7 separate regions of the Homo sapiens genome follow, and regions 2, 3, 4, 5, 6 and 7 are each linked to region 1. The links are chromatin loops, found by intact Hi-C in ENCODE. Cell type or tissue: IMR-90. All regions are shown on one strand. Region 1 overlaps CFAP20DC-DT (CFAP20DC divergent transcript). Region 2 overlaps FHIT (fragile histidine triad diadenosine triphosphatase). Region 3 overlaps FHIT (fragile histidine triad diadenosine triphosphatase). Region 4 overlaps FHIT (fragile histidine triad diadenosine triphosphatase). Region 5 overlaps FAM3D (FAM3 metabolism regulating signaling molecule D). Region 6 overlaps FHIT (fragile histidine triad diadenosine triphosphatase). Region 7 overlaps CFAP20DC-DT (CFAP20DC divergent transcript).

Region 1 (4,000 bases):
ATGTTCTCATATGACTGTACTGACCCATCCCTGATTCTCGCTGGGTTCCTGTTTCCCAGAACCTCCTTCTTTCACTCTAGCCATCACTCATCTGTGATCTCTCAAGTTGGATCCCCATTGTCAGTACCGGGGAGCCTCTGCTTGTGATCATAAGACTCCATCATGTCAATGACCTCTCATGCTCTTGCATTACGGTAGTCCACCCTTATCTTCAGGTGACCATTCCAAGACCCCCAGTGGATGTCTGAGACCACGAATGGTACAAAACCCTGTATACCTATATATACTATATTTTTTTCCTATACATACATGTCTATGATAAAGTTTAATATAAATTAGGCACAGTAAGAAATTAATGACAACAATAATAAAAATGGAACAATTACAACAATATCCCAGCATCACTACTCTTATGCTTTGGGGCTTTTAATAAGTACAATACAGGTTCCGTGAACACAAGCACGCAGTCCCTTGGCAGTCGATCTAATAAACAAACTCGCTGCCAAGTGACTAATGGGCAGGGAGTGTGGACAGTGCAGACACACTGGACAAAGGGAGGATTCACATCCCAGGCAGGACAGAGCAGGATTTCATCACACTCAGAGAGCATGCAATTTAAAATTGATGAATTGTTTATTTCTGGAGTTCTCCATTGAATATCTTCTGACTTCCAATTGACTTTGGGTAACTGGAACCATGAAAGCAAAATTGTGCATAAGGAGTATTACTGTGTTTGGTCTTTCCATGTTAAATTAAGTATTTAGATCAAACATAGGGATTGGAAATGTGAATTCTGGAGCCAGGCAGCCTGGGTTCAAGTCCCAGCTCCACCAGTGGCAAGCTAGAAATCCTTGTGTAAGCTGCTGGGACTGTCTGTGCCTCAGTTTTCTCACCTGTAAAATAAGGATAGTAATTGTATCTTCTTCAGAGAGTTGTTGTAAGGATTAAATGCCTTAATCCATGAAAACACATGTGACAATGCCTGGCATATGGTAAGTGCTCAACATGGGTCAGCTTCTGTATGGTCTACACATTAATGCATTTGGCTCAGAAGCAGTCTCCTAGAGTCCTCTTCCTAGGTGCTAAGAGCCTTCCATTGTGTGTGAGGCTTTCTCTGTGTTGAAATGTGTGTTTAAAATAAGGACTTGGGCCGGGCGCGGTGGCTCACGCCTGTAATCCCAGCACTTTGGGAGGCCGAGGTGGGCGGATCACGAGGTCAAGAGATCGAGACCATCCTGACTAACACGGTGAAACCCCGTCTCTATTAAAAATACAAAAAATTAGCCGGGCGTGGTGGCGGGCGCCTGTAGTCCCAGCTACTCGGGAGTCTGAGGCAGGAGAATGGCGTGAACCCAGGAGGCGGAGCTTGCAGTGAGCCGAGATCGCGCCACTGCACTCCAGGGTGACAGAGCGAGACTCCGTCTGAAAAAAAATAAAAAATAAAATTAAATAAAATAAGGACTTGACAAGAGCTGCTCACTGCCCAGGAGAGGTGGAACCTGGCGCAGTAAGCCCTGGGGTTGGACAGCATCTCTGTTCACCCAGCTCAGTGGGGGTGGCCCCTGCCTCAATTCCTGGTGGGCTGCATTGTCTCACACATGGTGGAGGCCCTGGGGAGAGGAAGGGACATAGCCAAGGAGACCTGGAGCCTGTGGCGGCCTAAGCCTCCAGCAGAGGCCAGAAGGCAACAGGCTTTGATGTGCTGCCAGGCTAAGAATGGGGCAAAATGCCAAGGAACAGAGTGATTGGCACCTCAGGCCTGCTGTCTCTGAATTATCATCTGCTTCTAGAGTTGCAAAGGCAGGTGTTGTCCTGAGAGACAGGCAGGGACAGATGCCACACATGCAGGAGCATGGCAGACGGATTCAAGCTGTGACCCTCCAGAGACCACAGTGATGGCTGGGTCCTCCATGCCCCCTTGGATCTCAAACCACCGGGCAGGTGACTGTCAGCCTTCCTGCACCTTTACCACCCCCGTAGTTACGGGTCTGTGGGCAGCTTCTCCCGAGCAGTTCTCCGAGTGGCCAGCAGATGGCGGAATTTCTCTTGTGTTCCAGACAGAGGCTTTCAATTGGCGTAGCATTTCCACTGCTGAGAACCAGGGAGAATTAAGTACTGGTAACATTTTGAAAATAAAATGTAGCAGGCAAAATACCTTGGAGACCACAAATTGGGAGAGCCTTTTAATTTTTTTAATTTTTCAGAAAAAAGATGAAATATACATTAGAATTTACAAAACACTTTTATATTCATCATCTCACCGTAAAAAGGGAAAAGATGAAAATCAGTTTTAACCCCCTTTTGGAAAACAGGTAGGCTGCAGCTGAGTCTTCCATCTGCATGATTGTTAGACTGTAAATTGGATCACTCGGTGCTAGTATGTGACAATATTATTATTGCTGTAATGATATTGATAATGAGAATATCAGAAATAATAGCTGCTATTTATTAAATGCCACTATGGGCTAAGCATTTTACATGCATTATCTTGTTTAATCCATAGAATAACAACACGATGCAGGGATACACAGTGATTTACTGTTGAATCTTGAGACTATAGCAGCAGCCTCGTGCTTATTGTCCCAGAAGTAACTCAGCATCACCAGACAAAAGCCACCAAGAGTTAACTCACAGCGGGATTCGTCCTCTCAAATAAAAACATGCCAACCTGTCCCTTTTGCTTAGAATTTAATTCTGCTACTATTTTCCTCTGTCCTGCTTAGCAGAACATACTACATATTACATTAATAATAACAGCAACAATAATAACAACTATCATTTATTCAATGCCTAGTATGTGCCAGGTGCTATTCTAAGAAAATCTTAAAACCTCACAGCAGCATTACTGGGTAGGAACTTTTAATCACCACTTTACTGATGAGGGAAATAAAGCCCAGAGAGGTCTGGCAGTACTTCTAAAGTCACACAGCTAGCAAACAGCAGTTAACTCCAGGGGTGGGAATCTGTCACTAAGTTAATGGCCCTCGTGTCTTAATTGTCTGAATGAATTTCCTACTGTATATTCCTTGGTTTCATCCCAGCGTCATCATTAGTCTGACGTTCTGCTTGTAAGAGCATTTTCTTGATGTTCCATTCTTTGCCTCCATGGGATTTTTTTTTTTTATGGTGAGTTTTGCCTCTGAGCTTGTGTCCATGCTAATTCCAAACCAAAAATACAGTCCCAGTTGGTGAGTCCAGATTGGTGGTAGGGACACACTCCATATCCCAAGATAACCCTGTATTTCTAAATTATTGGAGGGATTTGACTGTTTGGCAGAGCAAATGGGCATGCAAGATGTTCATCTCAGCAGAGTTATTTTACGTCTTTTTTGAGTGTGTCTCTTTTCTCTGGCTCAGAAGAAAGGGCACTGTAGGATGACTATAACTAACAGTAATTTATTATATATTTTAGATAGCTAGAAGAGAGGCTTTTGAATATCCCCAACAGAAAGAAATGATTGATGTTTGAGTTGATGTATGTGAATTATCTTGATTTGACCTCTATACATCGTACATATTGTAACTTCATGTTATACCCCATAAGTATGTACAATTATTATTTATCAATTAAAAATAAAATAAAAAGAAGCAAAGGGCACTTTGCTTCCTTCCTCAGCAGGTGTCTCATGGCCAGCACTGGCCGGAGTGTCACAGTTCTGAAGCCTTAACTTAGATCTCTCTCTGTTGTTCTCTCCCCCTCTCCCCTCTCTCCTTTGTCCCTACTCCACTTTCCTTCCTCTCTTGTGTGCTCTATTTCCAGACACACTTTTGGGTACCCCATTTGGATGAGAAAATACAGGTTAGGTGTACATATCAGCTTCCTGTGTGCTGTCAAACTTTCTTTATAACATTTGGATTTTGGAAGTGCCTCATGGGTGTATAGGATGGATTTTTGCCAGAAGGGCTTATTTTCAGGCCTCGTGAATACCTCTATCAGGTGAAGACAGCTGTCTCTTAACAACTCAAGTAATAGTGCCTGAGGCCTGGTTAGAAATCCTGT
Region 2 (4,000 bases), 230 kb after region 1:
TTTACCATTCAGGTTACACAGAGAGTTAAAGTCAGGACCCAGACCTTCCAAGTCCCAGGCCAAAGCAGGTGATTATTCTGTAGCATGTGCTGTCCATATTCCTCGGCAGCAGTATATCCCAGCAGCAGCATAATTTCAGAAAAGGAATGAGAAAAGGGGATATATCCATTGGAGGGTACCCAGGATCAGGGGTTTCAAAGATGCACAATTCTGGGACACAGGGTGAGTAGTCATGAGAAGTGGAGATATGGGGTGGGGGTGCGTGATGGTTTCCGCAAACACAGGAGAAAGAAACATTAACAACGTGGGCCGTGGAAAAGGAATTAAACTTGTTTGGTTTCATGGAGCAGGTAGATAACTAGTGGGTGGATCGGAAGAAAGCAATTTATATGTCTGTGGTGAAACATACACACATAACGTAAAATCCACCATTTAGCCATTTTAAAGTATATCGTTCAGTGGCATTTAGTGCATTCAACAGTGTTGTGCAAACATCACCGCTACCTAGTTTCAGAACATTTTCATTATCCCGAAGGGAAACCCTGCACCCATTAAGTGGTAACTCCCCTTTCCCCTACCCCCCCAGTCCCTGGCAACCACTTATCTGCTTTCTGTCTCTATCAATTTGCCTATTATGGATATTTCATAGAAATGGAATCATACAATATGTGGCCTTTAGTGTCTGGGGAAGCAGATGCTTTTTTAACATAATGAAAATTGCAGGATGAAGAGTGTGGTTTGAAAGGGGGCTTGGTAATGACTTAGGATGCTTGAATTCAGGCCAAGGCTAGAAGTCCACATGGTAGGGATATTGCGGAGGGGCCTCTGAACAAGAAGTGGGCTTGAAAGGCTGGCTCTTCAGGGCTTTTCTGACCTGGAGATGGAGGCCCTCTCTGACAAGCCCCTGGGACTATCTCCCTTTTTCCCCACAACCCCACCTCTGCCAGTGATGACCAGTCTCTACCCTACGGTAAAACTCAGGTCCAACCACGTCCACTCCTTTTGCTAATTTCCCCTCTTTTCATTCTCCTCCCACCTCCGGGTCTGTTGACACTTGCTTGCCAATTTGCCTGACACACTGCAGACAATCTTCTCACTCAAGCATGTTTGACCTGAACATACAGCTTTCTGCTGAGCTGATCTGGAGTTTCAGTTGGCCGTTTGGGCAGCCAGACATGAATTAAGAACAGGGATAAACAAGGATGGCTTGAGCTTTAACTACACCGATTTGGCCCAATAGGCTCGGGGATAATCTATAAGACCTAACAGCTGAGGGCAATAAAATTAGCTACAAAGGGACTGCGGGGTAGAAACAATGTCTTCTGATACTTCACACAACACACACTCACACACAAAAGACACCAAAAACTCTCCGACAGAAGCCTTACAACAGCTTAGAGGAGAGGCATTGTGCTTGAAAAACTATATTTTAAAAAGCAGAGAGGAAACCCACGGTGACTGAAGTATCATTTTCCCGGTGGTGATCATGGATTTCATCCCAAGACCTGGAAATCATGTTAGAACTACAGTATCAGCCCAGCTTTGTGTCTAGGGCTTAAACTTGAAATGTTGTTTACATAAATAGTTAAGGAACACATACTGGGTTGAAGAGTGTGCTCTCCAAAAATGCATGTCCACCTAGAGCCTCAGAATGTGACCTTATTTGGAAAGAGGTCTTGGGAGATGTTATTAGTCAAGATGAGGTCATACTGGATTAGAATGGGCCCTAAATTCCGTGACTGGTGTCCTTATAAGGACATCAACGGAGGGCAGAAGGCCATGTGAAGACAAAGCGGACACTAGAGTGAATCTGCTGTAAGCCAAAGAAGGCCAAAGATTGCGGAAAGGAAGGATTCTTCCCCAGAACTTTCAGAGAGAGCATGATTCTGCTGACACTTTAGTTTTGGACATCCAGCATCTTGAACTGGGAGGGAATGCATTTTGGTTGTTTTATGCCACTCATGTTGTGCCAATTTGTTACAGCAGTCCTAGGAAGCTAACATAATACACTCCCAATTCCCTCTTCTTTTATACAATTGTACAACCCTATTTGAAACATGGAAAAGGCTCTTAGTTCTCACAAAAAAATCTCATTATATTTGGAGTTCAACTTCTGAACACGGGTTTAGAAACAAATAGGGTCTGATTTCACTGATTTTCAAAGGGCTTTCTTTGTAATGACTGGGGTTTGTTTTATTTGTTTGCTTGTTTCCAGGAGAAGAGAAGATTGGCCTCAGACACTTCCGTCTTCAGACCTGTGCCTCTCCTTTGAGGATCCCTTCCCCGAAGCTGCCAAGGAGAACCTTCCCTCACATTGTTCCTCCTTTGTTCCCCGCTCTCCTTTTCCAGGCTGAGAGACCTGGGGCCTTGGAAGCAAGCACACGCTGGCTGAGCTGTGATTCCTCCATGTTGATTATAATTTTTATCACATTATATGGGATCCCTCTGGTGGTTACTAGGGGATACGTCAGTTTTGAGAGATTGGAACCTAACCAAAGAAGCTTCAAATCTAGAGGATAAGGGGACTCAGAGTTTACAAGTCACAGCAAGCAGATGCTGGTCTGCTTTAGGTGCCTCTTACGGGGATTGTGAGAGGGCTCCTGGGGCCTGAGGAGGGTCTTCTGAGGTGTGAAAGGCTGTACTGGTGGTCCCTGAAAGCCATCGTCATTTGTGTGAGGAGGAGTACTGGAGGAGCTGTCTTACCACATGAAAAACAGCATGGAGCATCCCAGCCACATCAAAGGCACGGTTTGAGCCTTGGGCTGTAGAGGCTCAGAGAGAGTGACAAATAAGACCCTGGTGAGAGACCAATGGGGACAGTATTTCCAGACTTTGGCATGAAACAGATTTCTGAGCACCTCATGAAATGTCTGCAAGGGCAGCTCCTCAGAGTGACCCTCCCAAATCAATCAAAGCTGGCCCCCTATCTTAATTATGACTTACAAATAGAAGCATGCACCTGGCTGGATGCAGTTTGCCACATGGTTTACAATAGCGGTAGAATAAGAAATAACTTACCAAACGAGTACATTTTCTTGGCTGGCTGGGGCACTCAGAGTTGACACTGGTAAGGCTCCATTAAAATGCCTTTATGTTCTGATATACACAGATGTGTTAATTTATAGCATATTCATCAGAAGACATAAATTAATTGCTCTCTGATGAATTTTATAACACCTCCTTTATGCCTCTCCACCCTCCCCCTCCAAAGTACACTGAAAAGGTCAACAGCACTATCGAATGCAGCACACTTCAACTTCCTTCCAAGCTTATAATTAAAGCTAATTAGTAGCTTTGGTAATTAGCGCATGTAAGCTTTCTGCTTTCTGAATTAATAAGACTGAGTCAGGTTTTGAGCCAAGTAGACTTTTCACTCACTGGTTCTGATTCTTGAACTGTGTTTGGCTGGTTAATTTAAAACATGTCTGTTGAAAGTGGAATACTAGAAAGAAAACATACTTGTGATGGTCTGCTCTCAAGCCAGTGTGATTTATGAACAGGCCAAAGTGGAACTGTTGTCACAAGAGAAAATCAGAATGCTCTGGGTTTCCAATAACTGACCAGTCTCAACCTCTCAGTGTGAAATGAGTTGTGCCCAGTTACTATGTCACATGGACACAACACAACGTCAAGGATGCCCTTGCACACTTATGTCACCCTCTCATAACACATCTGTACTAAGCACATCAAATCCTCTTTATTTTAGGAGAATGCAGAGGCAATGGCAGTGGGGTGCCAAGATATAACTAACTGCTCATTTTGATTCAAATAAAAATCAAAGAGGAGAAAAATCATTAGTCAAATCAGCTTCTGCTTTTGTGTAGACAAAGTGATTCTCCAAATAGCTTCGTGTTTCTTTTTTTAGCCAGCATGTGGGCATCCTGCATGCCCAGACAGAATTAAAAGTGCATGTTTTAAAATCAAGAAATCAAATCTATATTCTATTAAAAGAAAAAATGTGATTTGTTTTCAGACTTTAGAAACAGTTGGGATAAAAATT
Region 3 (4,000 bases), 740 kb after region 1:
AACTTCAAATAAAATAAGAAAAAATCATAATTTTTCACCTCAAAAGGAAACTGAGAAGAGAAGTATGATGTGACAGAAACTATGATTTCAAATGGAGGGTTTCTTTTGTTGTTTGTTTTTCAGAACTAGACTCACATTTTACAAAAGGCTCCCTACCCATAAGGAAGAAAGTTTTGAGAGTAATGAGGTTGATCTGAACTGTTAAAAACTTTCTAACTGAGATATAGCAACATATGGTGTGGCAGAATAAAAATGGCCACAAAATCTTTAACATTCCTTCCATCCAGAAGTGAGGGGTCTATGTTCCTTCTCCCTGAGTAAGGTGGGGCCACTGAGTATTTTCACTAAGAGAATTCAGCAGAGGCTGGGTGCGGTGGCTCATGCCTGTAATCCCAGCACTTTAGGAGGCCAATGCAGCAGGATCACTCGAGTCCCAAGTTCAAGAATAGCCTGGGCAACACAGTGAGAGCCTGTCTCTATTTTAAAATTTAAAATAATAATAATAAAAGAATTCAGCAGAACTTACTATGCCCAGGCCTCAAGAAACTGGCATTTCTCTTCAAACACTAGCTTTCAAATCCTGAATTGCTCTAAGATAAGAAGTCTGCCACCCTGAGGCTACCATATTATGAGGAAGCCCAAGACAGCATGTGGCGAGAGAAAGGGAAAGATGCCCACCCAACCTCCAGCTATCTGAGTCATCCCAGCTGAGGCTCCAGACATTAATGAACTGCAGTAAGCTATTCATCCTAATGCCCTGTGGGAATCTCTCACCCACAACCTTGGGAGACATAATAATAATAAATTGTCTTCAGCTATTGTGTTATGGAGTAGTTTGTTACACAGCAACAGATAGCCAGAACATACAATAAAATGGGCTAATCTTAAGTGTATAGCTCTGCTCTTTTGCATATGTATACACACGAGTAACCACCACCTAGGTCATAAGACATGTTTCCAGAAGCCTCTCTCTGACCCTACCCAGACATTTCCCTCAATAAACATCCCCATCCTACCCCCACACAAATAAGAAACCAGTATCCTAGCTTCTATTATGATAGACAAGTTTTGTCAGTTCTTGAATTTCATGTGTAGGAAATCACATAGAAGGTACGCTCTAGCATCCAGCTTCTTCCGTTCAACATACTATCTGTGAAATTCATCACTGCTGCTGCACAGGGCAGTAGATGGTATGTTTTCATTGCTCTGAAGTGTTGCATTTTGTAAGTATACTACAATTATCCATTCTGCTGCTGCTGATGGATATTTGGTTGCTTCCAGTTTGGGGCTTTTATGAATAAAGCTGTTATGAACATTCTCATACATCTTCCTGGTGGACAAATGCACTCATTTCTCTTGGGTATATACCTAGAAGTAAAGTTGCTGGATCGCAGGGCAGTGCACTCATTTGGTAAAGTATTAGTTCATATTCCAACTACTCAAAGAATTGCTCATCTGGGCCACGTTATCATTGTTTTCTCCCCTATAACTAGCAAATATTGAGGCAAAATCATGCTGCATTAAATTAAGCAATTTATGATTTGTCCTTCCATATTGACCTTTCCTGACTAACTACACAATAGTATTGTTCTCAATGATGTCTACTGTCATGAACATGACATTGTTCTTGGAAAAATCCTATCAGGCAAAGTCAACCTCTAAAATAGCATTGTAATAAATATGCAGAAATGTCACTTTTTGCATTAGCCCAAAGGTTTTGTATAGCTTAAGGATACATGCAGTAAGCTAACTATAAAAATAGAAACTTGACAGTGGGGATGTATGTGTGTGTCAAAATAATATTACTCTTTCTGGGTGTATGGCAGAAAAAATGACACTACATCCACCAGCATGATTTTTATAGATCTGCCTCTTTGCCAGATGTCACCTTTTATAAACTGCTTTATAAAAACATGACAGTATAAGTGCAATAGTGTGTTTATTGCTTGATAAACTTTAGTAATAAACTTAGGATAGGTTGAAAATTAAAGCCTTAGAGCCTATTCATTAAGCATTTAGGACAAGTGAGTAAGCAAAAAATGCAAACTATTAAATCCTAAATGTATGCAGATCAAGCCACTAGCAGCAAGCACTATTTCTCAATCAGTATGTCTTATGGAAATATCTGCCAGTTTCCTTGTCATTGAGCTAAATGCATTACAGCCACATCTAAAGCATGCCATTTGCATTGCTACAAATTTGAATGAAATCCAGAATGTTACAACTGCCACAGGCTCACTCAAAACAGATTAAGTCTTTTTCAAAACTGTTCTGTAACTTAGCACAGCATATTTTACATATGGCAAACCATGGTTCCAACAACTACTTTTCTGAAAAGACTTGAAAAGACTTTAAGGAATTTCTTAAAATAATTTCATAGCACACACTCAATATTTTGATTACTGATGGATTATACACAGCAATGTAGTGTGGTCTGAGGACTTTGGATTACCTGCAGAGCTTGTTAAATAGAGCGATCCTGTAGTCCTTTCCTAATCGATTGAAATAAAATCTCTGGAACAAGGGACCCAAGAACTAGGATTTTATTAAGTAATTCCAAATGATCCTTATTCACAATAAAATGTGTTAACCATAGCTATACAGTAATCTAATAAAAAGAAACTTTACAGGAAAGTATATTGGCCCAGAAGGGTGTCATTTTAAGTGAATAATGTATTCTTACATTCTTAGGTTCAAACTGTTACTCAACATTATATTTTTAAAAATTCAAATGGCTTATATTAGTTCATATTCCTTTTTTTTCTTGTAGTTATGTATGAACACCCACAAAATAAAATCTACTTAAGAACTTTTGAAAATCAATCCCTATAACAAGTGCATATATAACTAAATTTTCCTGATGATTCTATTCATCCTGGACTGACAATTGTTATCTTTGTAATTGATAAATGAAAAAAGCAGTAAAATAAAACAATCCCTTTACCAAATGGTCTATTAGAATTCCTCTGATGCTCATCACATTTTTCCACTGCTTACTATTCACCCCCAGATCTCATAAAATATTTCAGTAGTTAACTACAGCAAAGCTACTAACATGCAGTTTGTGTTGGGTGGATCCTCACAAAAGTGATGCTAATATATTGGAAATATATATACATATATCATTATATATAATTATATATATCATTATATAATCATATAATATGTAATTATATATGTGTGTGTGTGTGTGTGTATATATATATATATATAATATTTTCCCCATTAACAAATCAGTGTGCCAACATGACAACAAGTAGGAGAGACTGTCAAAGCTTCACAGTTGCTACAGAACTCTAGTACTGGGAAGTACTAGTTCAAAATTCCATTCTGGGCAAGTTTTTCTTCTTTTTTTTTTTTTTTATTTTGAGACAGGGTCTCACTCTGTTGCTGAGGCTGTAGTACAGTGGTGCAGTCTTTGCTCACTGCAACCTCCACCTCCTAGGTTCAAGTAATTCTCCTGCCTTAGCCTCCCTAGTAGCTGGGACTACAGGTGCATGTCACCACACCCAGACAATTTTTATATTTTTTGGTAGAAACGGGGTTTTGCCATGTTGGCCAGGCTGGTCTCAAACCCCTCACCTCAAGTGATCCACCTGCCTCGGCCTCCCAAAGTGCTGGGATTACAGGCATGAGCCACCATGCCCCGCCCCATTCTGGGCATCTTAAACAAAAGCAAAAACAAAAAACCCTGAACACATCATGGTATAATGCAGTGATAAAGCAATGTAGGGCTTTTCTGGACATTAAAATGTTTGAAAATAAGCACCAAGAAAAAAATCACATTAAGGAGCAAAAATTACAGTAACTGCTTGCCTTTTTCTTTGGACATCAAAAGAAAGAACTAACAAAAGGAAAGTCTTGCTCGATTTCTGATCATTTTATTTATCTTATTGTGAAAGAAACAACACTGAATCAAGAGTGAAATAGAAATCAACCAAATGAAATGACAGCAAAAGTTGCAAAGAAAGGCATCTGGGGGGTGAAAAAATAAATGTTC
Region 4 (4,000 bases), 280 kb after region 1:
AATTAAGGTAATTGTTAAAATTTTTTTTGCAAAGAAAACATCACACCAGGTGATTTTACACGCAAATTTTTCCCAATGTTCAAGGAAGACATCATTCCAATTTTATGCAAACTCTTCCATATGATAGAAAAAAAGAGATTATTCCCCATAGATTCTGTAAATCAGTATAACCCTGTTACTAGGACCAGGCATAAAAATCACAAGGGAGGAAAATTACAGCCTTCTCTCACAAAGGAATATAGATGCAGACCATTCTTCTTAGTAGTATACTCAATTGTAAGGCATAACAAATTTTATTTCCAATATACAAGTAGCAGTGTAACATTACAGAAAGATTTCATTAGCTTTGGAATGTACCATTTTTCTAGCTGTATAATGTAGCAATGTTATCTAATTTCTCTAAGACTCAGTTTCCTTCTTTGCAAAATGGCTTTTTATAATATCTATCTAATTCTGTGGGAATTAAGGAAGTAAACAATATAAAGCCCTTAGCTCAGAGTCTGGAAGTAACAGTAAGCAATAATAAGTTACAGCTTCTATTTATCAAGTACTTAGCTCCCCGGCTGAGTATTTTTTTTTTTTTTAACTCTCCTTTAATCCCCACAACCACCCTGAATGGTGGAGATTATGCTCAATTAGTGAATAAAGAAACTGAGTCAAGTGGAATTTCAACAACTCACCCAAAGTCACATAAGTTGCAAAAAGTCACGCTAATGTAACAATCGCAGTCTCTGAATACTGATGCCTGGGGTCCTTTCAAATGTGGAGCTGATATTACCAGCTGCTATCGGGGACACAGCACTTCCTCTGAGGGGCACTGGAGTTCCTTCCACAAGGCATGGAATGTGTTCACCTTTTCAGGGGAAGCAGTTTTCAAGTTGGGGTTTGATTTGTGACATGTGAGATTAAATTGCAGCATTTCTAATGGAAAGGCTTCAGAGGGCAGGAATGAGCGATACACTGTCATTTCTCCATCTCTGCGTGAGGAACCTTAAGCACTAATGAGATCAGATATGTCACCGCAACTCTCTCCACTCTGCCACAGATTCCAGGTCAGAATATTTTTTTTTTTAAACATTCTGGCCACTTCACTGCCTACCTGCAACTCTCTACCACGTTCCTGACATATAAGATTTATGATAATTTACCTTAGGCAGGGCTTGGAGTTTTATTCCACCAGGTTATCAAAAATGTTGCCAATAATCTCTTTCATATTTTCATAGGACAAGATTATACAAATAATATTCCACCCTATTCTTTCCCTAGAGAAACTTACATATCGATTAGACAGGGAGGCCTAACAAAGATTCAAGAGTCAGTTTGTCCTATGAGCGTGGAAAACACCACTCCTGTTAAAGATTACAGAGTGACGTCACTTATGACTATGCTGTGCAAAGTGCTGGGTTTTTTTTTTTTTTTTTGTATCCTAAGGGGCTTTATGCTTGTCTTTGTACTATTGGTGCCTTGGGAAGGAAAACAAGAATGCATTTCTCAACATTTATGTCTGCAGCGATACTGGGAACTGTGAATGCTAACATATTTTTAAAGAGCTCTGATAGAGAGAAACCAGGTGGTGAAAGAAGGTAGTGAACAAGCCTGGATACAGAAAGGTTTAGAGTAGAACTTACGGGCGCCACCTGCTGGTCCCCTGACACCACTGCCCAGAGCTTCCAGTTCCCCTAATTGGAGTCTCAGCTTTATGGCCAGTTGGCTCAGCTGAATATTATTAAATGATTTCTGTCTTCAACTATGCTTAGACACAGCCTTGGAGACAAGTAAGTAATGCAGAGAGAGTAAAAGGGAGTGAGTAGATGTCAAAGAATGGTTTGCCCATTCAACATATGTGTGACTGCTGTGAAAGGTGTATGGGAGTTTCCCACATCATCTATCAGCAAAAAGACATAAATGGTGATCTTCCTTCCTTTTCCCACCTTCTTTTTTTTTTTTTTTTTTTTTTTTTGAGATGGAGTGCTGGAGTGCAGTGGAGCGATCTCGGCTCACTCCAACCTCCACCTCCTGGGTTCCAGTGATTCTCTTGCCTCAGCCTCCCAAGTAGCTGGGATTACAGGCGCCCGCCACTACGCCTGGCTAATTTTTTGTATTTTTAGTATAGACGGGGTTTCACCATGTTGGCCACGATGGTCTCAAACTCCTGACCTTGTGATTCACCTGCCTCGGCCTCCCAAAGTGCTGGGATTACAGGTGTGAGCCATCGTGCCCAGCCTTTTCCCTTTCTTTCTTGGAGAGAAATGATAGCATCTGAGGAGGCAGGAGCGAGGGGTGTCTTGTGGAGGTGGGTAGTGATGGCAGCCTGCTCTGTAACTGAACATGCAGGGCAACGTGGGGAGAGGGGTGCTGCATGGATGGGGGCAGTGGTGTTTCTAGTGTGTGAGGAAGCAGAGCAGAGGATGAGATGTACGCAGGTGGTGGGCAGTGAAGGCTAATATTGAACAAATGAGTATATATATTAAGGATAATGGGAACCAAGTTTCTGTCAGAGAAGGTATTTATAAATGTGGAAGGGGGAAAAGACTTAGATTTGAATTGAAGATACTGATATGAATTCATGTGGCTTATGTGTAAACATATACACATACCCAGATATGGAAATAATAATAAGTGTGTGTTTGTGTGGACTTATATGTACATATTTCCTAGCTCTGTGTTGACTGGGTCTCAAAGCATTGACATCACAGGAACAATAAGCATGCTAAGCACCCAGATCTTGATTTCTAAAATCATTCTACACGGACAGGAACCAGAGCTGCTTGGAGAAGTGGCTGATTCCAAGGCTGGACAGGGACAGTATAAGATGATCCTGGAGCATCTTTTTTGTACCAGAATATAAAGAAATGCTCAAAGAATGATGGGGAGATCTGGCAAGTACCAACTGGACCAGGTGATCAAGTGGGGATACGGTCAGTGTGGTTGCCTTCTGATGTGATATGCTGAGAAGAGCTCAGCAGCGTTTTTGTGGAATTCCTGCCAAGATGGCATGGAAGAATACATGACTTGAGTCTAATAATGAAGAAACAGTGGAAGCTCCAGAGAAAGAGTCATCCTACAGGAAAAAAAGACCTATACTCTTTAAGGCAGGAAAACACGAGACAGGGAAAGAATAAAAATCCATTCCAGGCTGGGTGCTGTGGCTCACGCCTGTAATCCCAGCACTTTGGGAGGCTGAGGCGGGTGGATCACCTGAGGTTAGGAGTTCAAGCCCAGCCTGGCCAACATGGTGAAACTCCGTCTCTACTAAAAATACAAAAAATTAGCCAGGCATGGAGGTGTGTGCCTGTAATCCCAGCTACTCCAGAGGCTGAGGCAGGAGAATTGCTTAGAAGCTGGGAGGCGGAGGTTGCAGTGAGCTGAAGATCGCGTCACTGCACTCCAGCCTGGGCGACAGAGGGAGACTCTGACTCTCAACAAACAAACAAACAAACAAAACCATTCCAGATTGGAGGAAACTGATGAAAAATAATAATTAAATGCAGTGTATGTTTCTGTATAGCATCCTGGACCAAAAAAGAAAATGTCATCACTGAGACAGTTGGCAAAATGTGAATGGGGCCTGTGGACTGAATGGTAGTGCTGTATCAGTGTTGATTCCTGATTGGAAGTGTTTTTATAATAGTAATGAGAAGAGTGCTCTTGTTTTGGGAAGGTAATCAAACACCTGAAGAGTGATGGAGCATCATATCTGAAAGGGAATATCTATATATTGATCTCTCTGAATGAAAGAGAATTAAAATGTTGCAAGGTGGATAATCAGGGTGAAAGGATACCGCAGTTCTTGCTACCCTTCTGTCGGTTTGAAACAGCTTCAGAATTAAAAAAAATACTAAAAGTGCTGAGCTCTGAGAAGAAGAAAATAGCATAAGTTTAATGGGAAAATTATGTTATACATGATTAGAATCCTTCTTTGTTTTCTGAGAAGACCCTTTGTTGGGAAGAATTGATGATCAGGAATGCAAATGAGAATGGCCAAAGGACAGCTAGCTGA
Region 5 (4,000 bases), 930 kb before region 1:
TTAATTTGTGTTGTTAGCAGATATTACGGTCTGGTGCTTGTCTGGATGGACGGTGGGTATTTGAAAAAATAAAACATGCCTTCTGCTAATGATCACCTCACTTTAAAAAGCCATCATCCCCTTTTGTTTCCTGAAGGGAAGGACTACTTGCTCACAATGCTTCTGTTTCTGGGTCCCCATCAGCCGTGGCTACATTCAAGTTTATCATAAGGCATTTTAAAGCTTAGTTTCATCTTTACGCTTTTTTTCCTTTTCATTCTGACAGATGATTTCCTTGCTTCTGAGTCATCTGGACGGAATGAGGGAAGAGGGGAGCGAAGGGGAAGAGGAGGGAAGGGAGAAGACTAACATAGCTTGCCTGGACCCCTCCACCAGTCAGGCTGGATACCCTTCCACCAATTATTTCAGGTTATCTAATCTTCACATCAATTTTATGGAGTGGAAACTATAGCTGCCTCTATGTCACAGATGAAGAAACTGAGGCTCAAGAGGCATCACTTGCTTCAGGTCATGCCGCCAGTAGTCTCTGACACCGGAGACTGGACGTTTTCCATAAACCTGGCCCCAGGCCACGCTGAACATCAGTAGGACTCCAGGCAGAATGTCTGGTCCTCAGCCCCTGGCCTGTCCCCATCTCCTGTTGCCCCTGTCCTCAGCTCTATCCTGTACCAGGAGGAGGGACCTTGCACACCGCATGTGGGCACTTCAGTGGGCCCATCCAGGCTCCATCCACAGCACCCTCCCATCAAGCAACAGCCAGCCCCTGGTCACCCCTCCATCCTGGGGGAGTGTCAGAAGCCTGGGGGTGGGGCACACCTGGTAAGAGACCTGCGTGGGCCCTGATGCAGACTCCAGGTCAGCACACTCCTAGCTCTGCGGACTGCTCACCCATGAGTTGGGATGGAGATGGAGGAGGGCCGGGTGGGGTCTTATGAAGCCCTGGGCTGAGGACAGGGTTCCAGCTGCCCATCTGACGTTTCCTGAGCTCACTTCTTAAATAAAGCATTGCACTTGAATCCCTGTCTCAGGATCTGAGTCTGGGAGATCCCAACTGAGATGGCCAGAAGGAGTTTCGAAAGCAGCAGGACACCCTCAACCCCCCACCGCACCTCTTCCTGGGTGCCTCCTGTGGAAAGAAGCACCAGGTACCTCGAGCCACCAGGTCCCTTGCCACATGAAGAGGCTCAGCCCTCTGCACCGCACCCCCGACTGTGACTTCAGTGTCAGCAGAGGCACCTACCTCCAGAGTACATGTCAAATGCCTTCTGTCCCAGCACAGCTCCCGTGGTTCCTAGGGGTTAAGAGGAGAACGATTATCCCCTGTAACACGTGTCATTCTGCCTGTCGTTCTGCTGAAAATGCCTAATCTGTAGTCTAAGATCTAAAAACAGAATAAGAATCTAATGAAATCAGGTCCTATAAAGAGCACGCAGGACTAAAGTAGGTTTCCAGGAATGGCTGGGCTCATCTGAGAGGTTCAAGAACGTAATGGCTGAGGACATCTCTGGAATCGAACTGAGTCTACTCAGTCTGAGTCGGTGTTCTGTCCTACCAGTTTCTAACGCAGGACTTAGCATTTTGACCTCAATTTTTGCATCTGTACAATGGGTTGTGGGAACTAAAGGAGATACATTTAAAATATTAATAGTAGTCATACAAGATGAATTTTAGCTGCAAAATCAAAATCAAAATGACAGTCGTCATTATTATTCCCACCTAAATAGAAAACCTACAACTGGAGTCCTCCACCTCTTGAAGGCAAAGGGATTTGTGTTGGGCTAAGCGGTACTCAGTTTCCCAGGGTCCAGTAACCTGGATTGCGTTTGTGGGTTTTGTGGGAGGAGGTGGCCGAAGGCCAAGCCCTCCAGGGAACCGAGTCTTCTGGAGGAACGTTACAGTTCGCGCTCTCCGCCGCTAGATGGAGGCGTTGCAGAGGGGATGGCAGCTCCGAGGCTTACGGAGGAGGGTGGGGACCAGGCCTAGGCTGTCCAGGTGGCGCGAGCAGGCTCGCTTAGCAGCCCCTCCAGGATTCTCGGGAGCCACGTAGCGTGAACGGAATGCTTCACCTGGGGCTCTTGGAAGGAGTCTATGAACCCATGGGGCTGCTTTTGTGATCGCGTGCGCTTGTGAATGATTCTGCAATTGGAGAGTGTTGGGGGTGGGGGTGGCGGCCAGCATAGCTGGAAGATCCTGAGGACTCTCTGCCCCACTAAAGGTTAAAGACTACTGGATCCTTAGCAATCCTTGTGTTGTTCTTGGTCATATAGATGAGGACACTGAGCCCCTTACATGATTTGTTGGGCTTCCCCACATCTGGCATACATAGCACGCATGTATACAGTAGGTGCTGTATGTGTGGTTGAGACATTTCTAGTCTAGGGAGGTAGTTCAGGTGAATGATTAAGACCTGCAGTTGACTCGATCCAGGTTCAAACGTAGGTGGTTTTATAGGCTGTGTGACCTTGGGCAAGTTGCTTAACCTCTTTTTTTTTTTTGGACAGGGTCTCTCTGCAGTCCAGGCTGGAGTGCAGTGGTGTGAGCTTGGCTGACTGCAACCTCGACCTCCCAGGCTCAAGCAATCCTCCCACCTCAGCCTTAGCTGGGACTACAGGTGTGCGCCACCACACCCAGCTAATTTTTTTACTTTTTGTAGAGACGGGGCGGATTCGGGGGGTGGTTCACTGTTACTCAGGCTGTTCTTGAACTCCTGAGCTCAAGAGATCTGCCCACCTCAGCCTCTCAAAGTGCTGGGATTACAGGCATGAGCCACTGCACCCAGCCTGCTTAACCTCTTTGAGCCTTAGTTTCTTACCTGGGAAATGGGGATATTGAGCATAGCTCCATCCTAACACAGTGATGGGGTTAAATGAAAAGGCACAGTAAGTGCCCAATAAATGCTAGTTCTTATTGCCATTGATGGTTATTTTCATCCTTTTGGCTTTGTGAGAAGCAGGGAAAGAGGCCTAGTCTGGGGCCATCTCATTGGAGAATATTCAAAAAGCTTTTCTCAGGTGCGACCCATTTAGGGGAGAAAGTCAGCAGGTTTCAGCCAGGTCAGCTGCAGCCTGTGCCATTTCCTGCCTGCCCTCGCTGTGGGGTGAGGGCAGATGGATGGGAGTGTTGATGTATGCTGAGGCTCCTACAGTCTTCTGGGGTCTGGCATGCACAAAAGAGCGCTCTGAGACCAGCCTGGGCACACCCTCCCTGCAGGAGGGATGCCACTTCATTGAGGCTGGAGTGGAACAGGCCTGGGCCCTCCTCAAAGCTGCAGAGGAACGGCTGCACTCAGCCTCCTGCCACTCCCTGCCCTGGCCCTTCCTGGGCTCCTAGGAAGTTGGCCAGGGCTGTCCTCTGACTCCCATCTGTCCAGGAACAGCCCCATCACTGCTCCAGGCCTCGACTTCTCCCCTGACCCATTAGGGTTTCTTGGCAGAGCGAGAAAAGGCTTTCTCTGGAGTGAAGTGCAGGGGCTTGGAGCTGGCAAGGCCGGGGCTCCCATCCTACCCTGTTCCTTCCTAAGTGTGCTCATGTGGTCCTGCCACACACAAGCTCGACAAGTTCCTTCCTGAGCATCCCTTACACCTTTTCCCCAACTTGCCCTGACCTTTGTCCCAGAAGTGGCCCTTACAGCCAGTTCTTAGAAAACTCTGTTTTCTAAGAACAGAGGCAGAGAGGAGGTCTGGCTGGGGCTAGACCACCTGGTCCTTACCTGACCCTGTAAGTCCACTCCCTCCTGAAACGTGTCCCTACTTCAGGCTTGGCGGCCCTCTGGCCTCCTGTTTAAGTGTGTGTCCTGCAGGAGATGCAGGGTTATCAAGGCCATGGATTCCCTTGTGGTCTCCCTGCCTCCAGCCCCCCTACTCCAAGCTGGAGGGAGGTTTCTGGAGTGCATGCCTGGCCCCTCACACACTGCTCAAAGCCTTTCCGTGGCTCCCTACTGCTCTCGGCTTCCAGTCACACTTCTTAGCAGGCTTGCTAGCTCCTCATCCTCTGGCCTTGC
Region 6 (4,000 bases), 860 kb after region 1:
GCCGTCTTCTGACCTGCAGATTTGCAGTATTAAAAAGATGCCCTCAGCTGCTCTGTGGAGCTGTGAGGATACAATGAGACTGTTGCATTCCACTGGAGAATAGAGCGAGTAACCAGTTTACTCAAGTGTCTAAAAGTGATTTTTTCACTAAGTACCTCTTACTAGCACTTAACACTGTGTCTAAAACACAGTAGCCATTTTCTGAACAAACATTACCTTTTTTCTTCCACAGAGAGGAAGAACCACAGAAGTATAATACAGAAACCCACTTCTGACTTCCACCTCAAAATTCTAAATATAGTACCTTTATGAGGTGTCTTACTTCTGAGCCAACTTGATTCTTACACAGCCTATCCCATTTTGTTCTGGTTCATTGTGGGTCTAAGGGCAATATTTTTTTTTCTGCCATAAACTGCTTTCTTGCACTGTTACTTTTACAAATCACATTAGCTAAAAATACTGCATTTTATTCTCTTATATCATTCTCTCTCTAAGGCAGGATACTTCACTCTTCACTGTATTTTTATAACTCTCATCTGGTATTTTTTTATGTCTGTTTTCTGCACTTATCTCCATCAAGTTTAGATAACAGTCACCAACTTCTTGATGACTCTAAGCTTTTACTGAACTTTGGGAGATTACATCTATGTAAGGTTCGATGTACTCTACTAATTAAAGATCTCTTTCTATTGCTTCCAGCAGTTTTCATTCCTTGAGATTAAGCCAATAGTTGCAAGGGTGGTGAGATTCAGGGCAGTGATAATTCTCAACTACTCTAAAGCAAGATTGCTCCTTTTTCTCAGTCCTGGTTTTGGGCCAGGTGCGGTGGCTCACACCTGCAACCCCAGCACTTTGGGAGGCCAAAGTGGGCAGATTACTTGAGGTCAACAGTTCAAGACCAGCCTGGACAACATGGTGAAACCCTGTCTCTACTAAAAATACAAAAATTAGCCAGCCATTGTGGTGCGCACCTATGGTCTAAACTACTTGGGAGCTGAGACAGAAGAATAGCTTGAACTCTGGAGGCAGAGGCTGCAGTGAGCTGAGATCGCACCACTGCACTCTAGCCTGGATGACAAAGCAAGATTCCATCTCAAAAGAAAAAAAAAAAAAAGAATGACCATTAACTTCATTCTATCCCTTACATGCAACATTCTTGCTCCATCATTTCTTTTTATGATGTTGGCCTAATGATTTAGTATTTAAGTTTTCTTTACAAACTGGATAACAATTAACAATTTTATAGCAAAGCAGGGGCTCTCCCAACTCAGAACCACTGCTCGCTCACTCTTATCCGTAGAATCAATTCAGGATGCTTAGTGTAGCTGTCGCTGGCTGTTTCACTGACCTATCTCTTGCCGACAGCTCCCTCAAAACTATCTCCCCACCTCCCACACATACTTGAAAGGGAACTAATGTTTATGCTTTCAATATTATTTAAGTATATATTTTAATTATTTCAAATCATTTAGTATTTTACTGGTGAAGGACGAAGGCTCAAGTTCTATCTTGTCCTCGGCTACACATGCAGTAAATGACAAAGCCATCTTACCAAAGTCGGGAGTCTGCATTTCCTAAGCACCTCACTGACATCCTGCAACTTGGCTTACAAACTTCCCTCAGCTCAAAACGCCTCTCAAACACCCCCTTCTGGTGAGCACTTACAGACTCTCTCATGTCCAGCTCAGAGTCTTCTCTTAGTAGCTTTTTATGGCCACCCTGAGACAAAATTAACTGTTGCCCCATGTGTGTATCCGTGGTCTCCTGCATAGTTTTATTAGAGGAAACATGCAAATACACTATTCCTCTGCTCACCCCACTGACCTACAGCTCCTTGGCAGTAGGGCTTTTATTTTTGTTTGCTTGGGTTTTTGTTCTGAGACAGGGTCTTACTCTGTCACCCAGGCTAGAGTGCAGTAGCGCAATCTTGGCTCACTGCAACCTCCGCCTCCCAGACTCAAGTAATCCTCCCACCTCAGCCTCCTGAGTAGCTGGGACTACAGGTACATGCCACCATGCCCAGCTAATTTTTGTATTTTTTGTAGAGATAAGGTTTCATCATGTTGCCCAGGCTGGTCTTGAACTCCTGAGCTCAAGCGATGCACCTGCCTTGGCCTCCCAAAGTACTGGGATTAGAGGCATGAGCCACCATGCCTAGTCTGGGCCTTTATTTTTAATTCTCAGGACTGACTATAGTTTTTGACACATTGTAGGCACTCAACATTCAACATCCAATAAATGAGTGTTGGACCTAATCTAGATAGCTACTACAATTATTAATGAAAAGGAAAGAGCTCTGAGGGAACATGCTTCCATCCATATGCGTCATCTATAATATACTGATAGTGATAAAAACTGAGTGTATAGTGAAACCGTGGTAAATATATCACTATATAGCATTTTTATCTTAACACAGAGGTTCTTTTAAAAGCTTCTGAGGATGGCTTATCAGTACTTCATAAGCAAGAGACTACTAGCATGCAGGCAATTTACAAATAAACATAATTCTAATTTTCACAGCTAAACAATTGAGAAGGGTCATAGGATCCTTAAAAACTGTTTATGAAAAATAGCTCCTGCCTCAAATAGCTCACATGGATCTACTGGGGGAAGCATTGGTGACAGGAGTAAAATTAACATGTTGCCAACCTACCAATGTGCTTTTCTTGGATGTTGTCACCTATTAACATCAAATCACCTATACTTGTTTATATTTGATTATGGTTTTTGAAAACACATTTTTGTGTTTGTTTTTTACTTATAAGATTAAAACACATCAAAACATTTGCTAGAAGAATTGTCTTTTTTTTTTTTACTGTGATAACACTTAAGATACATACTCTTAAGAAAATTTTAAGTGCACTAGATAATATTGTTAACTGTACACACATTACACAGATCATCTCTAGAACTAATAGTTCATCTTCCATAACAAACTTTATATCTGTCAGACAGAAACTCTCTATTCATCCCTGCCCCCATCACTATCCCCTGGTAATGACCATTCTACTTTTTTGAATTTGACTGTTTTAGATTTCTCATATAAGTGGAATCATGCACTTCTGTGACTGGTTAATATCATCTGACATGATGACCTTCAGGTTCATCTACATTATCTCCTATGACAAGGTGAATAATGTTCATATATATATATGTGGGGGGTGTACTATACATGTATATCACATTTTCTTTATATATCCATCTGTGGAAGGACATTTAGGTTGTTTATGTATTTTAACTATTATGAATAATGCTGCAATGAACATGAGAGTGCTAATATCCTTTGAGATACTGATTTTAATTCTTTAAAATACTCAGAAGTGGTATTGCTAGATCATGGGGTAAATCTATTTTCAAAATTTTAGAAATCTCCATACAGTTTTCTATAATCATTGCATCGTTTTATTTTCCCACCAACTGTTTAGAAGGATTCCAATTTCTTCATACACTTACCAGCACTTGGGTTTTGGGTTTGCTTTTGTGACAACAGCCCATCCTAACAGGTGTGAGGTGTCCTCTCACTGCGGTTCTGATTCACAGTTCCCTGATGATTAGTAATGGTGAACATCATTTCATATACCTGTTGGCTATTAGCATGTTTCTTTGGAGAAATTTCTATTTAAGTCCTTTTGCTCATTTTGTAACCAAGTTGAGTGGATTTTTTTGGCTATTGAGTTATAGGAATTCCTTACATATTTTGCATATTAGATGCATCAGATGTATGGTTCATTTTTTCTCCTATTCCATAGGTGGCTTTTCCACTCTGTTGACTGTTTCCTTTGCTGTGCAGAAGCATTTCAGTGTGAGGTAGTTTCAATTGTCTATTTTTGGTGCCTGTGATTTCGGTGTCCTATCCAAGAAATTATTGCCTAGACAAATGTTAAGGAGATTTCCCCATTTCCTTCTACAGACGTTATAGATTCAGGTTTTACTTCTAAATCTTTGTTTCACTTTGAGCTTATTTTTATGTACCACAGAATACATTAAAATTGGACCCTTT
Region 7 (4,000 bases), 260 kb before region 1:
AATACATAGAGTGTGATCGAATATCACTTATTAGAGAATCCTGACCTCTTGATGTTTTTATTACTTTAGGGTGAATGTGAGGAGCATATGGATTTTTTTAGCTCTATAATTTCCTCTAAACCAAATGCTTCTACTTTAAATACGAAATTACAGCAGTAACATTCCCTAATGCTAACAGTAGAGTACATGACGGGGAAGGAATGTGTAATTTGTTAAAAGTAATTCCAGCTGTTTTATTGCCTTCCAATCCAAGATAATTGCACACAAAGATATTCATTTAAATTATTGACATTAATTCGCTAACTAGAACTTTAAATAATAACTTCATGCAAAAGAAAACTCAGTGAAGTCCCAGAAATAAACAAGATTTAACAACTCATTGGAACTGTTTCTACATTATTATAAATCAAGCCTACATTTCTGTAATTTTGGCAGAAACAATTTTCTTTCTGCATAGTATGGAGTTAAATATCCTGTATAGATGGGGCTTAATAAGTATATATTTTAGTTCTTATTAAAACAACTACACGGACAACTTTCTTCTTCCCTCTTTATTTTGTTCTTTATATAGTCCATTTCTAGAACTTGTAAACTGAAACCTTATCATAAAACATTCATTTCAATGGAATCGGTGGTAATTTCATGACACAGCCAACCCTCAGAATCAGCAGGAGACTGGTTCCAGGACCTCCCTCGGATCCCAAAATCCATGCATACTCAAGTCCCGGATATAAAATGGTGTAGTATTTGCATATAACCTAAGCACATGGGGCTGAGTGTCCCATATACTTTAAATAATCTCTATATTACTTATAATACCTAATACAATGTTAATGCTATGTGAACAGTTCTTATACTGTATTGTTTAGGGAATAATGACATGCAAAAAATGTCTACATTTTCAGTACAGATACAAGTTTTTTCCCAGATCTTTTCAATGGATGATTGGTTGAATCCACGGCAACTGAAGGCATGGATACCGAGGGCTGACTGTACTTTCATTTATCCCACAAATTCTGAAGCACCTACTATGCCAGGCATTGTCCAGGTGCTGGGATACTCTGCTGCATGAGTCCTCCTTCCTGCCTTCACAGGGTTCCCTTGTAGTAGAGGCAGACAATAAATCATTACATAAGATCATCTCAGCTAGTGCAGGGATCTGTAGAAATGTGAAGCCAGAGGCAGGCGGATCACGAGGTCAGGAGACTGAGACCATCCTGGCTAACATGGTGAAACCCTGTCTCTACTAAAAATACAAAAAATTAGCCGGGCGTGGTGGCAGGCGCCTGTAGTCCCAGCTACTCGGGAGGCTGAGGCAGGAGAATGGCATGAACCCACGAGGCAGAGCTTGCAGCAAGCCGAGATTGGGCCACTGCACTCTAGCCTGGGCGACAGAGGAAGACTCCGTCTCAAAAAAAAAAAAGAAAGAAAAAAGAAATGTGAAGCCAGGTGACGGGGAATATAGTGGTGGCTGGGCGGTGAGACCAAAGAGGGACCCTTTCTGAGGAGGTGACATTGAGCCGAATGGTAAGAAAAACCAACCCCTTAGGGGCTGAGTATACTGAGCGCTGAGGTGGGAGCAGCTTGGTGTGGGTATGCTGGAGGACGAGAGAGAAAGATGGGATGGCTGCAGAGCTGTGAGGAGGGGCAGGAGATGCAGTCAGCAAGGTCGGCTGAGGCCAGCCCAGGTAGGCTCTGGTCAGGGTCTGGATTTTATTCTAAGTATTTTTGTTGTTGTTGTTGCTGTTATTGTTGTGTTGGGTATTTGGAGGGTTTTCTTTCTGTTGTTTGTTTTTTTCTTTTTGAGACATGGTCTCGCTCTGTCACCCAGGCTGGAGTGCAGTAGTGAGATCATAGCACACCGCAGCCTTGAACTCCTGGACTCAAGCCATCCCCCAACCTCCTCAGCCTCTGGAGTAGCTGGGACCACAGGTGTGCACTACCACACCTGACTAATTTTTTTTTTTTTTTGGTAGAGATAGGGTCTTGCATGATCTGATTTATCTTTTAAGATCACTCCAGCTTGTAGGTGGAAAATGGAGTTGGTGGGGAGGATGGGTAAGAATGAGAGCAGGGTGTGTAAGATGGCCTCTAACCAGAGGTTCATTATTAGAATTGTCAGAGCCTCTGCTAAGTGGTTTTATTCGTGGACAGAACTTATTCTGCTTCATGTTCTCTCTTGACCTTGGGCTTCAGGATATTGGAGGAGATGATTCCCTCCAGATTTAATATCTTAAAAAGTCTACTCTCTGGACCCCAAGAAATTTCCCCAATGGCTCACCTGCCTCACTGCCCCACTGCTGGAACATTGAAGGTTCTTAGCTCTGCTGGTGAATTTAGTGGGTGCCTTGTGATACCACAGAGAGGCAGATGGGGGCAGCAGGAGCCAGAGGTGGAGACAGCGCTGCCTGGGAGGCCAGGGTCACAGGGAGCTGGCAAGAATCATGGCTCCTCCTGGAACATGGAGTTCCTTCCAGAGAGAGAGAGTGGCTTCGGAGTCCTGGCTTGACTTCATTTCAGAGTAGCAGATATTGTCCACACCAAATGGGAAATGTTTGGAACCTGGAACCTACTTCCTTCTAATCTTACTTAGGGTTGCTTAGCTGCAGAGTAATCTGAGAGTTACCCTGACACTAGGATGGGTGGGATATGATTTGAATCAAGTCTGTTTTACCATTATTCCTGCCTTGACTGTGTGCTTTAATTCTCTGAAAGGAGCGCTTGCCACCATTTAGCCTGGTGAATTCCTTGCAGGCAGAAATGGTGCCATGGTTCATTTCTGAATCCCAAAAACTTTCCATAGTTTCTGACATATAAAACCACTGACTATGTGAATGAACCACCATGTCCAATGTAACCAAGCTACAGTGTCTATGGCAGCTACCCGAGCAGGGCTTTATTTCATTCTTGTGTCTCAGTTCTATCATGGACCTCCTGTTGTGAACACTCTTCTTCAGAAGATTTGGTCTCTCTCGAAGGTCAGAACCACCTTCCTGGCTCTGAACCTCCTTTCAGTAACTAAGCCTTAGTAACAGGTTACTGGCTATCCCTCACTCTGCCTGACACTCCAGTGTTTTCTCCCTTCCCTCTCCTGCTCCCTGGCCAGAAGACTTCTCTTGCACTCTGCCTCTTAATCCCATCAGGAACATGGCAGATAGGTCATGTGAGTCTCTTGGCCCACCAGGTCAAATGTCTGACCTGGATAGGGTCAGCCAAGCCCCTGGTCCATTGAGTCCAGTCTAACAGCACACCATCTAAAACAGTAAATTCAGTAATAGGGTCACAACTTTTAAAATGACATTTCTGTTCAGGCTCCCATAGTGAAGTGACCCTGTAAATTAACAATTTTCTTCAGCCCACCTCCACTGCCCAAGATTGATGAGTCATATTTATTCTCAACATTAACAGAACTTTTCAAATGGAGGCATCAGAATTCACAACTGAGCTCTGTTCTTTGACCCACGGTTTGTACAGAAAAGAATTTCATACAAAGACATTCCATAGCTAATTTTCAGTACAGGTCAACGCATGCAATTTCAAGATGCCTTTGTAGTTGAGACTAGGAAGAGCATAGGAAATAAGAATAAGGCAGACAGAATTCCCACTGAAGGGTGGTCTCTTGAATTCATCCATGAGAAAGCATTTAACCTCTTGAATTGCAGTGAAAGGACTGGTCAGGGAATGAATAAATTGCCCGCACCATGGAAAACCAGGTGGCTGCCTGAACACATAGCAGAAGATCTAATTCAATTTAGCAAGATTGTGGAGGGGTTAAGAGCTTAAGCCCTGAAGACTGAGTCTGGGTTCTTATCGCTGCTAGATGTGTGACCACAGACAGGTCACTGAACCTCATTGTGCCTCAGTTTCCTTGATTATAAAATTGGGATAATACTAGAACCTTACTTTTAGAATTCTGAGGATTAAATGAGTCAATAATTGAAATTGCTTAAGCACAGAGAGTGGCACAGCAAATGGCAGCCTTGATTATTATAATCCTTAC

Evidence for each region. A loop is a pair of places that touch in the nucleus more often than their neighbours do. Peaks named below come from ENCODE experiments on the same cell type or tissue, not always from the same donor. Only the 100,000 strongest peaks of a DNase experiment are listed, where the experiment ranks them.
Region 2: a loop joins it to region 1, with 15 times the contacts of the local background. A loop is called at or near these places in 23 of 110 quality-filtered maps.
Region 3: a loop joins it to region 1, with 3 times the contacts of the local background. A loop is called at or near these places in 2 of 110 quality-filtered maps.
Region 4: a loop joins it to region 1, with 13 times the contacts of the local background. A loop is called at or near these places in 98 of 110 quality-filtered maps.
Region 5: a loop joins it to region 1, with 4 times the contacts of the local background. A loop is called at or near these places in 4 of 110 quality-filtered maps.
Region 6: it touches region 1 in a loop (7-fold over the local background); 5 of 110 quality-filtered maps call a loop at or near these places.
Region 7: it touches region 1 in a loop (9-fold over the local background); 19 of 110 quality-filtered maps call a loop at or near these places.

What each region holds. Positions count from the first base shown.
Region 1 is chr3:59,573,580-59,577,579 of GRCh38, forward strand. The region is part of intron 6 of CFAP20DC-DT (CFAP20DC divergent transcript); the gene reads left to right. Among named protein-coding and RNA genes, the nearest start is that of CFAP20DC-DT, 490 kb to the left of the region's middle. RefSeq lists a silencer at 1,864-2,158. In IMR-90, a CTCF peak has its summit at 2,029 (motif pointing right); DNase peaks (open chromatin) are centred at 512 and 2,052; H3K27ac peaks cover 253 bases.
Region 2 is chr3:59,807,517-59,811,516 of GRCh38, forward strand. The region is part of intron 8 of FHIT (fragile histidine triad diadenosine triphosphatase); the gene reads right to left. It overlaps CFAP20DC-DT (CFAP20DC divergent transcript), which reads left to right. Exons shown (of 7, transcript XR_002959675.2): 7 at 2,216-3,794. Among named protein-coding and RNA genes, the nearest start is that of CFAP20DC-DT, 720 kb to the left of the region's middle. RefSeq lists enhancers at 687-1,322, 1,957-2,590, 2,591-3,224. In IMR-90, a CTCF peak has its summit at 2,425 (motif pointing left); a DNase peak (open chromatin) is centred at 1,685; H3K27ac peaks cover 911 bases.
Region 3 is chr3:60,314,441-60,318,440 of GRCh38, forward strand. All of the region lies in intron 5 of FHIT (fragile histidine triad diadenosine triphosphatase), which reads right to left. LOC107986015 (a long non-coding RNA gene) reads right to left here. Exons shown (of 2, transcript XR_007095935.1): 2 at 1-4,000. Among named protein-coding and RNA genes, the nearest start is that of MIR548BB, 300 kb to the right of the region's middle. In IMR-90, no CTCF peak of the experiment used is centred here; a DNase peak (open chromatin) is centred at 2,161.
Region 4 is chr3:59,856,302-59,860,301 of GRCh38, forward strand. All of the region lies in intron 8 of FHIT (fragile histidine triad diadenosine triphosphatase), which reads right to left. The region is part of intron 1 of LOC105377113 (a long non-coding RNA gene); the gene reads left to right. Among named protein-coding and RNA genes, the nearest start is that of MIR548BB, 760 kb to the right of the region's middle. In IMR-90, a CTCF peak has its summit at 1,632 (motif pointing left); a DNase peak (open chromatin) is centred at 1,630.
Region 5 is chr3:58,638,887-58,642,886 of GRCh38, forward strand. FAM3D (FAM3 metabolism regulating signaling molecule D) reads right to left here. Exons shown (of 10, transcript NM_138805.3): 7 at 1,241-1,291. Among named protein-coding and RNA genes, the nearest start is that of FAM3D, 26 kb to the right of the region's middle. RefSeq lists enhancers at 1,545-2,045, 2,046-2,546 and a silencer at 1,848-2,007. In IMR-90, a CTCF peak has its summit at 1,921 (motif pointing right); a DNase peak (open chromatin) is centred at 1,905.
Region 6 is chr3:60,430,116-60,434,115 of GRCh38, forward strand. The region is part of intron 5 of FHIT (fragile histidine triad diadenosine triphosphatase); the gene reads right to left. Among named protein-coding and RNA genes, the nearest start is that of MIR548BB, 190 kb to the right of the region's middle. In IMR-90, a CTCF peak has its summit at 1,635; no DNase peak of the experiment used is centred here.
Region 7 is chr3:59,311,173-59,315,172 of GRCh38, forward strand. All of the region lies in intron 4 of CFAP20DC-DT (CFAP20DC divergent transcript), which reads left to right. Among named protein-coding and RNA genes, the nearest start is that of CFAP20DC-DT, 230 kb to the left of the region's middle. In IMR-90, a CTCF peak has its summit at 2,381; no DNase peak of the experiment used is centred here.